Regions from separate parts of the Homo sapiens genome. Here all the other regions are linked to region 2. The links are chromatin contacts, found by Hi-C or POLR2A ChIA-PET in ENCODE. All regions are on one chromosome and are shown on one strand. The core of a region is the stretch at or near the end of the contact, and the rest is flanking DNA. Distances in the headings are between cores, read along the strand shown. Region 1 overlaps TBC1D10A (TBC1 domain family member 10A). Region 2 holds the start of AP1B1 (adaptor related protein complex 1 subunit beta 1). Region 3 holds the start of RNF215 (ring finger protein 215).

The links. A loop is a pair of places that touch in the nucleus more often than their neighbours do. ChIA-PET counts read pairs that join two places held with the same protein, here RNA polymerase II (POLR2A). Pooled maps may share reads with other maps.
Region 1: a loop to region 2 is called in a pooled map, with 4 times the contacts of the local background. The contact joins the enhancer-like site here to the promoter of AP1B1 in region 2. A Hi-C loop is called at or near these places in 1 of 168 maps with a recorded cell type or tissue (OCI-LY7), 1 of 37 single-sample maps with no recorded cell type and 4 of 50 pooled maps.
Region 3: a pooled map shows a loop between it and region 2 (4-fold over the local background). The contact joins the promoter of RNF215 here to the promoter of AP1B1 in region 2. A Hi-C loop is called at or near these places in 1 of 168 maps with a recorded cell type or tissue (right lobe of liver) and 1 of 50 pooled maps. POLR2A ChIA-PET finds 5 or more read pairs at or near these places in 1 of 52 experiments (MCF 10A).

The regions. Positions count from the first base shown.
Region 1 is chr22:30,304,272-30,307,062 of GRCh38, reverse strand. It overlaps TBC1D10A (TBC1 domain family member 10A), which reads left to right. Exons shown (of 9, transcript NM_031937.3): 2 at 2,433-2,532. Among named protein-coding and RNA genes, the nearest start is that of CASTOR1, 16 kb to the right of the region's middle. RefSeq lists an enhancer at 1,888-2,387. Within about 2 kb of position 1,407, at least 36 of the 41 ENCODE cell types and tissues checked have a DNase peak (open chromatin) inside an H3K27ac peak, as active enhancers do; they include OCI-LY7, where a contact is called at or near this core.
Region 2 is chr22:29,387,126-29,390,158 of GRCh38, reverse strand. AP1B1 (adaptor related protein complex 1 subunit beta 1) reads left to right here and starts at 1,589. Exons shown (of 23, transcript NM_001127.4): 1 at 1,589-1,735. It also overlaps a transcript of RFPL1 not described here.
Region 3 is chr22:30,385,761-30,388,667 of GRCh38, reverse strand. It overlaps RNF215 (ring finger protein 215), which reads left to right and starts at 1,257. Exons shown (of 9, transcript NM_001017981.2): 1 at 1,257-1,639; 2 at 1,909-2,052; 3 at 2,527-2,598; 4 at 2,679-2,764. The coding sequence starts at 1,355. RefSeq lists a silencer at 1,158-1,517.

The sequences.
Region 1 (2,791 bases), core at 158-2,657, 920 kb before region 2:
ATAAGATAGACTGTACAAGCATATAGCGAAACTGAGGATCAGAGAAGAAAGGGGACTTGCCTAATGTAGAAAGGATTTCTATATCAGACAGCAGTTGGATCAGATGTTTTCTAAGATCCTGACTGAGTTAATTGAAGGATATGTGACTCTTCTGATTTAACAACAAAAAAAATAGATAGCCTGCAATGTTTCAGGAGTATATCCTGTGCCTAGAGACATCTACCTGCAGTTAGAGAGCATGTGGTACGCTGAGTGCTGGGTACAGCCAGACCTCCAGTGTCTTCCTTCTCACCATCTCCAGGTAGATTAAACTCCTCTGCTGTTAAAGGAAAAGCCATTCAGATGGCCATATTGCCTTAAAATTTTCCTAATTTAGGATTTAAAAAATCAAAACAGATCTTTCAATTGACATGCACAGTTAAAGTAGTAGTGGGTTTTTTGTTTGTTTCTGAGAAGATCTTGCCAAATCAATGGTGTAGCTTAAAATCAGTGGTGTCTTAGAATCCAGGAAATATGGTAGTTTGTTTTGTACTCTTCTGAAGTTCCGGTTTGAGGTTTGACATTGGGGGTTTGAAACTGCCAAAGCTGTTATCTGGCATCAGTTAAAAGAACTCTGAATTTAACATGTTCCTCTGTGTATCTGCAGTTGGGAGAATGGGCATCTTTGAGTCCCTGCAGTTAGATTTTATCAATAAAGCCAGACTGAGGGTTGAGGTATCAGATAGACATATTTAATCACCTGTGAGTTCTTTGGAAACTGGTAATCTCAAGTGAAAACCTTGCCCTCTGTAAGCCTCAGTTTCTTCATCTGTGCAGTGGGGATATTGGATTAGCCATTATCTACATCCATAACTGCCAGAACTTCCTGTTGACTCAGTTTGGGCACCCTTCTGACTGGTTAACTAGAAGGCTGTTCCTCTGACTTGTTGCATAAGCAGTGCATTATAGGTGGTGGAAGGTATCATGGCCTGGGAGGTGTGGGCCCTTAGTTTCTGCTCCTGGGATGTTTGGGGGTTGCCCGGAGATACATATCCCTTTGTAAATTACCTGACCTTTTGTAAAGGCGTGGTCCTTGCTTTGCTTTTATCAGGAAAGGCAAAGAAAGGAGTAACTCATGCCCTAGTTCTGCCTTTAGGTGGTGAGAGGGGCAGCAGTTCAAGGTGGGGTGCCTTGTATCAGTGCGTTGAGGGGGCCTCCTTTGCCTGGGCTGTAGTCCTTCCTCAGACGTTCAGTTCCAAGGCTACTCTCAGGCCTGGGCACTTCCCCAGATAAAATGCACTGAAGAAGACCTTCCCTTTTGTGTCTTAGAGGCCTCAGCTCTGCCAGGGCCCCTCCCTCTGCTCTTCCAACCAGTAAAAGTCACAGTAGCACATTTCCTTCCGGCAGAGAGAGGATCAGAGACTCAGGCCTGGGCCAAGCCCCAGCCCCACTGTGTCCTGTTCCTGAGAACCTCCTCTGAGCTGCCTCCGACTCTGTGCTCCTTTCTGAGAGGTCAGGCAGCACTGTGTGCTGGCTCTTGGCTGGGACCTGACTTGTATTTGAGTCTGGGTTTTTCCACTGATTGAACGCTAAGCAAGATACCTTTCCTGAGTATCTTACCTCTCTAAGCCTGTTTCCTTGTCTGTCATTAATACCTTATTCTGTTAAGAAAGCAGAAAAAAGCACCTTGGTGCTGAGGTGTTTTCCCCACATTCAGTGCCCACCAGAATATCAACTCCATGAGGGTCAAGACTTTGTTTTAATCATGGGACGGCATCCCCATAACCCATCCAGAGGCCCTCGCCCTAGAACACTGCAACACAGTTGTGCTAGCTGCCCAGTCAGTAGATCTACAGATAGAAGAAGTGGTATTTGATGGGGCTTTGAAGTGTGTGTAGGATTTTGATGGGTGGAGACGATTTGGGAAGCATTCCAGCAAAGTTACTGGCATGAATAAAGGCTGAGAGGGAAAGGGCCAGGGCATAATTGGGGAAACTCTGAGTAATGAGTTTGGCTCAAGTAAAGAGGTGAGCATATTATTTCTGTACTCGTTTGACTAGTTTTTGTGTTCAACTCTGCACCTTGTACACCGGCCCTCTGAAGAGGCTTATTGACTAAGGCAGACCCAGGACAGGAATGCTTTGCTTTGCTGCACAGATGCAGACACTCACTCAGCCTCTGCCTCAGAGAGGTACCATGGGTCCTGGCCACATTAGGGAAGTAGGCACTTGAACCACCTGCTGTCTCTCTAGCTTATGCCTTGAGGCGGTGGATGGGGAGGTGGCGTGTTCCCTCTCATCTGCAATAGGATGGTCCGAGGTAGCAGTCCTGAAGGGAACAGCAGGGATGGTAGGCAGGAAGAATGGAGGTCTGACCAGGCTGGCGGCTGGGAATGAAGCCAGGGCCTTTGCTTCCCTTGGCACCTCTCACAGGCCCTGCCCTCTGCTCCACAGGCTGGAGGAAGTACCCCTGGAGGTGCTGAGGCAGAGGGAGTCCAAGTGGCTGGACATGCTCAACAACTGGGACAAATGGATGGCCAAGAAGCACAAAAAGGTGAGGGGCCTGGCCTCAGGTATTGGGCTGGGAGTTGGCAGCTTGGGGAGGAGGAGGAAGAGGGAGGAACTTCATCAGCTTAGGAAAGCAGAGGCTTCTATAACTGCCAGATGCCTTAGGTGTCCTCCAACTGCCAGTGCAGGACAGAAGCTGGCTTGAAGGCAGGGGGAAGGTTGGGCCCTAACACAATGACTTCAGATTCATGCAGAACATTGTCCTGGAGCTAAACCTCAAAGCCACTCTTAGCCAACAGCCATAA
Region 2 (3,033 bases), core at 340-2,839:
CCAAGTAGAAATGTATTTACTATTTTGGGAAACTTTTACCAATATTTTGGTGAGTTAAAAAATACCAACAGTGGCTCACGCCTATAATCCCATCACTTTGGGAAGCTGAGGTGGGCAGATCACTTGAGGTCAGGAGTTCAAGACCAGCCTGGTCAACATGGTGAAACCCCCGCCTCTACTAAAAATACAAAAATTAGCTGGGCACGGTGGTGCATGCTTGTAATCCCAATTACTTGGGAGGCCCAGGCAGGAGAATCGCTTGAACCTGGGAGGCAGAGGTTGCAGTGAGCCAAAATCACGACACTGCACTCCAGTCCGGGCAACAGAGCGAGACCCTGTCTCAAAACAAACAAACAAAAAAAAACAAATGATCTATCAAGTTTGGAAGAATATTCACCAAAATATTAAAAGTGATTGTCTTAGGTCAGTGGGATTGCAGATGGTTTTTTTCTTTTTTCTTTTTTTTTTTTTTTGAGACGGAGTCTTGCTCTGTCGCCCAGGCTGGAGTGCAGTGGTGTGATGTCGGCTCACTGCAAGCTCTGCCTCCCGGGTTCACGCCATTCTCCTGCCTCAGCCTCCTGAGTAGCTGGGACTACAGGCGCCTGCCACCACACCCGGCTAATATTTTGTGTTTTTAGTAGAGACGGGGTTTCACCATGTTAACCAGGATGGTCTCGATCTCCTGGCCTTGTGATCCGCCCGCCTCGGCCTCCCAAAGTGCTGGGATTACAGGTGTGAGCCACCATGCCCGGCCATTTTTTTTCTTTTTTTGAGACAGGGTCTGGATCTGTCGCCCAGGCTGGAGTGCAGTGCTGCAATTATAGCTCACTGTAACCTCAACCTCCTGGGCTCAAGCTATTCTCCTGCCTCAGGCTCCCGAGTAGCTGGGACTACAGGTATGAGCCACTGTGTCTGGCTCAAGGTCACTCATCTTAAGAATGGAGGGGTCCAAACTAGAGCTGTAAACCTAGTTTGGACAGAGAGAGACCCCTCTGTAATCCCAGCACTTTGGGAAGCCGAGGCGGGAGGATCTCTCGGGTCCATGATTTCGAGACCAGCCTGAGCAATAAAGTGAGACTCTCTCTACAAAAAATAAATAAGTAAATAATAAGTAATTAGCCGGGCGTAGTGCTGCGCACCTGTGGTCCCAGCTGCTTGGGAGGCTGAGGTGAGAGGATCACCTGAGCCTGGGAGGCGGAGGGTGCAGTGAGCCCAGATCTTCGAGCCACTGCACTCTAGCTTGAGCAACAGAGCAAGACCCTATTTCAAACAAACAAACAAAAAATGAGTGACCTTGAGCAAAACCCTGCCCCTCTTAGAACCTCAGATTTGCCGTCTTTACACAGAAGATGGACTTCAAACTCCCTACGACCTTGCCCGGCCCCCTCACGCTGAATTGGCTAGCGGGATGGTTTCCCAAGGGCTCTGCGGGAGACTGCAGCATAGCAGCGCCGCGGCTGCCGAGGGGTTAATACCGTTGGGCTCTTCCCCTTTTCTTGCCCCGCCCCACGGGCACCACCCCCGCCAGGGTTGTACCCTTGACCCCGCCTTCAGGCCTTGCGTCCACCGGAAGTACCCGCGCGCGGGCAGCTCACTTCCGCCCGGCAGGTGACAGCCGCGGGGCTCCGAGCCGCCGGCAGCCCGGACGCACCGGGAGAGCGAGAGGTGGAGGCCGCGGACATTTTGGTGCCAAGCCGAACCGAGCCGGGGCGCCGGGAGCTATTGGGACCTGCGGGTGAGGAAGCGGGGACCCGGGCGAGCCAGGAGAAGAAGTGGGGCGAGGGGTCAGGGGTCCTAGGTGAGGGGTTTGCGGGGTCAGAGGTCATGAAGAGGACGCGGCGCTGCAGGGGCGCGAGCGACGTCCCCAGCCAGAGGAGGAGGAAGGGCTGAGGGTTCGTTCATTCATTCGCGCCCACTTGGCCGCCGGCCTGTTCCTCGGCCGCCCCATACCCGCAGCACCTCCTGGGGCTTCCGCCCGGAGAGACAGGACTTAGGCCCCGAGGAATTCCCCACTGGCCTGAGGGAAAACTCTTCGGGCTCTGATTTCCTCTTTCGGACTCACCTCCATGGCCATCCTGAGGCCTCCTCGTTGTTCAGGGCGTTATCTCTTTGCCAAGGTTGAAAAAGAAGAAAGAAAAAAAAACTAGAAAACGGTCCCGTGCCGCCCGCCTCCGGCTAGGCACTGGCTTGGTCTTGTTTGTTGGAGCCTCTAAGACAAGTTAACTGAATGGAGACACCGGTGATAATGCTGCAAAATAACGAGGGAGATGCTTGCTAGTGGCTATCGAGTCCCTTCTGTGTACCGGGCACTGTGCTAAGCACTTTCCTTACAATGACACATTTAAACTTCACAGCAACCTTTGTGGGGATTAAATATCCCTATTTTATCGATGAGGACCCTGAGGCACAGAGAGGTTAAATCCCACATGTAAGGTCATTCGGGTAGTAGAGGCAAGGCCAGGTTTTCTGCCAGGCTGTCAGAGACCTGCAAAGTACAGAGACAAAGGAAAGACTGGAGTTAAGGTTGGGGTGTAGGGGATATTTAAGACTTTTAGCCAGACATGGTGGCTCACGCCTGTAATCCCAGCACTTTGGGAAGCTGAGGCGGGTGGATCGTGAGGTCAGGAGTTCAAGACCAGCCTGACCAACATGGTGAAACCCTGTCTCCAATAAAAATACAAAAATTAGCCAGACATGGTGGCGTACGCCTGTAATCCCAGCTACTTGGGAGGCTGAGGCAGGAGAATCGCTTGAACCCAGGAGGTGGAGGTTGCAGTGAGCCGAGATCGTGCGACTGCACTCCAGCCTGGGCCACGGAGTGAGACTCCGTCTCAAAAAAAAAAAAAAAAAAAAGATTTTTAGCTGCCGTTGTATTTATTTGGATTTATGTCACGATGTAGCCTTATTGCTTTTTGTCTGATCTTCATAAGGGGCATTCGACTTACTTTCTTTAGGATAAAACAATCCTACAGGCTGTTGCTATTAGTGATACCTTTCAGGGCAAGAGTCTAAGATTTTCCTGACTTTAGGGAA
Region 3 (2,907 bases), core at 8-2,507, 1.0 Mb before region 2:
ACGCCATTCTGCTGCCTCAGCCTCCCGAGTAGCTGGGACTACAGGCGCCTCCCAACATGCCCGGCTATTTTTTTGCATTTTTAGTAGAGACGGGGTTTCACCTTGTTAGCCACGATGGTTTCGATCTGCTAACCTCATGATCCGCCTGCCTCAGCCTCCCAAAGTGCTGGGATTACAGGCGTGACCCACCGCGCCCTGCCCACCATACAATTTTTAAAGGCTCAGGTTTCAGACTGAGCCAGCTCCCAGCAGCCCCAACCCTTGGAGAAACGGACAAGTTTTAGAACAGTAGTGGAACTTCCACATTCCAGTAGACATTTGAGTTATTTGCTGGGGGTGAGGCAGTGTTGATTGTACATGGTGCTTATTTATTTATTTATTTATTTAGAGACGGAGTTTCACTCTTGTCGCCCAGGCTGGATTCCAATGGCGCGATCTCGGCTCGCCGCAACCTCCGCCTCCCGGGTTCAAGCGATTCTCCTGCCTCAGCCTCCTGAGTAGCTGGAATTACAGGCATGCGCCACCACGCCCGGCTAATTTTGTATTTTTAGTAGAGACGGGGTTTCTCCATGTTGGTCAGGCGGGTCTCGAACTCCCGACCTCAGGTGATCCGCCCGCCTCGGCCTCCCAAAGTGCTGGGATTACAGGCGTGAGCCACCGCGCCCGGCCTATGGTGCCCATTTCACAGATGAGGGAAGTGACCCAGCCTCTCGGTCCCACTGAGGCACTGAGTCCCTGCCTGCTTCGTTTTGCCTTGCCCCCCAGCCCCTTTCCCCTGCCCCTCTATCTCCCCTGTCGGCTTCCCACGCCAGTCTCTGGTTCTCTGCCTCCTGCTGTTTAGTGGGGTCGAGACAGGGAGGACCGGGGAAGAGAGGGATGTGACTTGGCCCTGGCCACCCCGTGGGTCCACGGGGCTGCCGCAGAACAAGGGCCTGCCACCAGGCCCCTTAGACATCCCTTGCTCCTGCCCTTCTCAGGCTCTGATCGTGTCTCTGCTCCCCCAGGTCGCCCTTTCCAACTATTTTCCTGTCTGCCCCGCTGACGCGTCCGCTGCCGAAGCACCTCCTCTCTCTGACTTTCCGCCTTCCCGCTGCGACCCCGGTTTTGCCCCTCTCCAGCTCCCTCAGCCGCGGGCACCTGAGCTCTCCGCGGCCACCAGGGGGCGCCCGCGGCCCAGTCTGGGCGCGAGAGCCGCCAAGCGCCCACTCCGTTCCTCCTGGTGCCCCGCCCCGTCCGGCCGCGGCCCCGCCCCTCCCGGCGCCCCGCCCCGTCCGGCAGCGGCCTCGCTCCCTCCGATCCCCCCCGCGCCCGGGACCCCTGGCCCCACTGTTGGGCCAGCTCGCCGGGTCCGGCCATGGGCCCCGCCGCTCGCCCCGCGCTGAGATCGCCGCCGCCGCCTCCGCCGCCGCCTCCGTCTCCGCTGCTGCTGCTGCTGCCCCTGCTGCCGCTGTGGCTGGGCCTGGCGGGGCCCGGGGCCGCGGCGGACGGCAGCGAGCCGGCGGCCGGGGCGGGGCGGGGCGGAGCCCGCGCCGTGCGGGTGGACGTGAGACTGCCGCGCCAGGACGCTCTGGTCCTGGAGGGCGTCAGGATCGGCTCCGAAGCCGACCCGGCGCCCCTGCTGGGCGGTCGTCTGCTGCTGGTGAGCGCTGCTGAGCCATCTGGCCGCATCACTAAACCCCTCTCTCAACCCTCCCTAGAGACCCCGCACCCTGAACCGACGTTCATCCTCCACCAAGCCTTGAGAGTCCAGCGCCCCTCCCCAGGCTCCCCAGGCCCCCAGCATTCCGGCTTCCCAAACCAGAGAGCCAGATGCTCTGGGAACTCTGGCCTTGGCATCCACTGTGATGACCCCGGCTCCCTCCCCCACCACACCCTACCTCCCTCTGCTCATGGCCCCTTGCCACACAGATGGACATCGTGGATGCCGAGCAGGAGGCACCAGTGGAAGGCTGGATTGCAGTGGCATACGTGGGCAAGGAGCAGGCGGCCCAGTTCCACCAGGAGAATAAGGGCAGTGGCCCGCAGGCCTATCCCAAGGCCCTGGTCCAGCAGGTGCAGGGGATGTCTATGGGGGAGGGGGCTGGAGGAAAGGATTCCAAGGCATCTGCTAGAGCCAGGCCCTCCTTAGATGGGCCCTTAAGAGCTTGCAGAGAAGCCCTAGGCCTGGTGGGTCAGGGCACCCCAGTTTGAAGAATGGAGTCAGTATGGCTTCGAAGCAGGGAGGTGAGAGGAGGCCAGAGAGAGGTTGAGAAGCTTGACCAGGCTCTGAGAGTATGGGATGGGGGAGCTGCTGCTGACGACCACTGCTGGGACTGCCCTGATAGGACCGGGGAAGGCACAGCGCATCTGGAAGGGAGGCAGGAGGAAGAAAGCAGTTTCCACCTTTGACCTCAAGGAGCTTATGGCAGTCTGTCCAGAGTTTTGCTCACTGCAGGGCCAGGAGCTAAGAGCAGCTAGGGCTGCAGGTGGTGAGACAGGTGTGCAGGCAGGGTATATGCTAGCCTCTCGCCTTCTATCCCTCTGCAGATGCGGCGGGCCCTCTTCCTGGGTGCCTCTGCCCTGCTTCTTCTCATCCTGAACCACAACGTGGTCCGAGAGGTAAATCGGACCAGGCCGTGAGGGTAAGCAAGCTGGGGAAAGGGGGACCCAGGCCTGCTGACCTCCTTGTCTCCCTGCAGCTGGACATATCCCAGCTTCTGCTCAGGCCAGTGATCGTCCTCCATTATTCCTCCAATGTCACCAAGCTGTTGGATGCATTGCTGCAGTGAGTTGGTATTTAGACTTCAAAGGACTGACCCTGGGTACAGAGAGCCCCTGGTTCTCCCATGGACTGAGGGGGCTTGGGACCAGGGCCTTACCTGTTAGCCTTTTTTTTTTTTTTTGAGATGGAGTATCACTCGTGTTGCC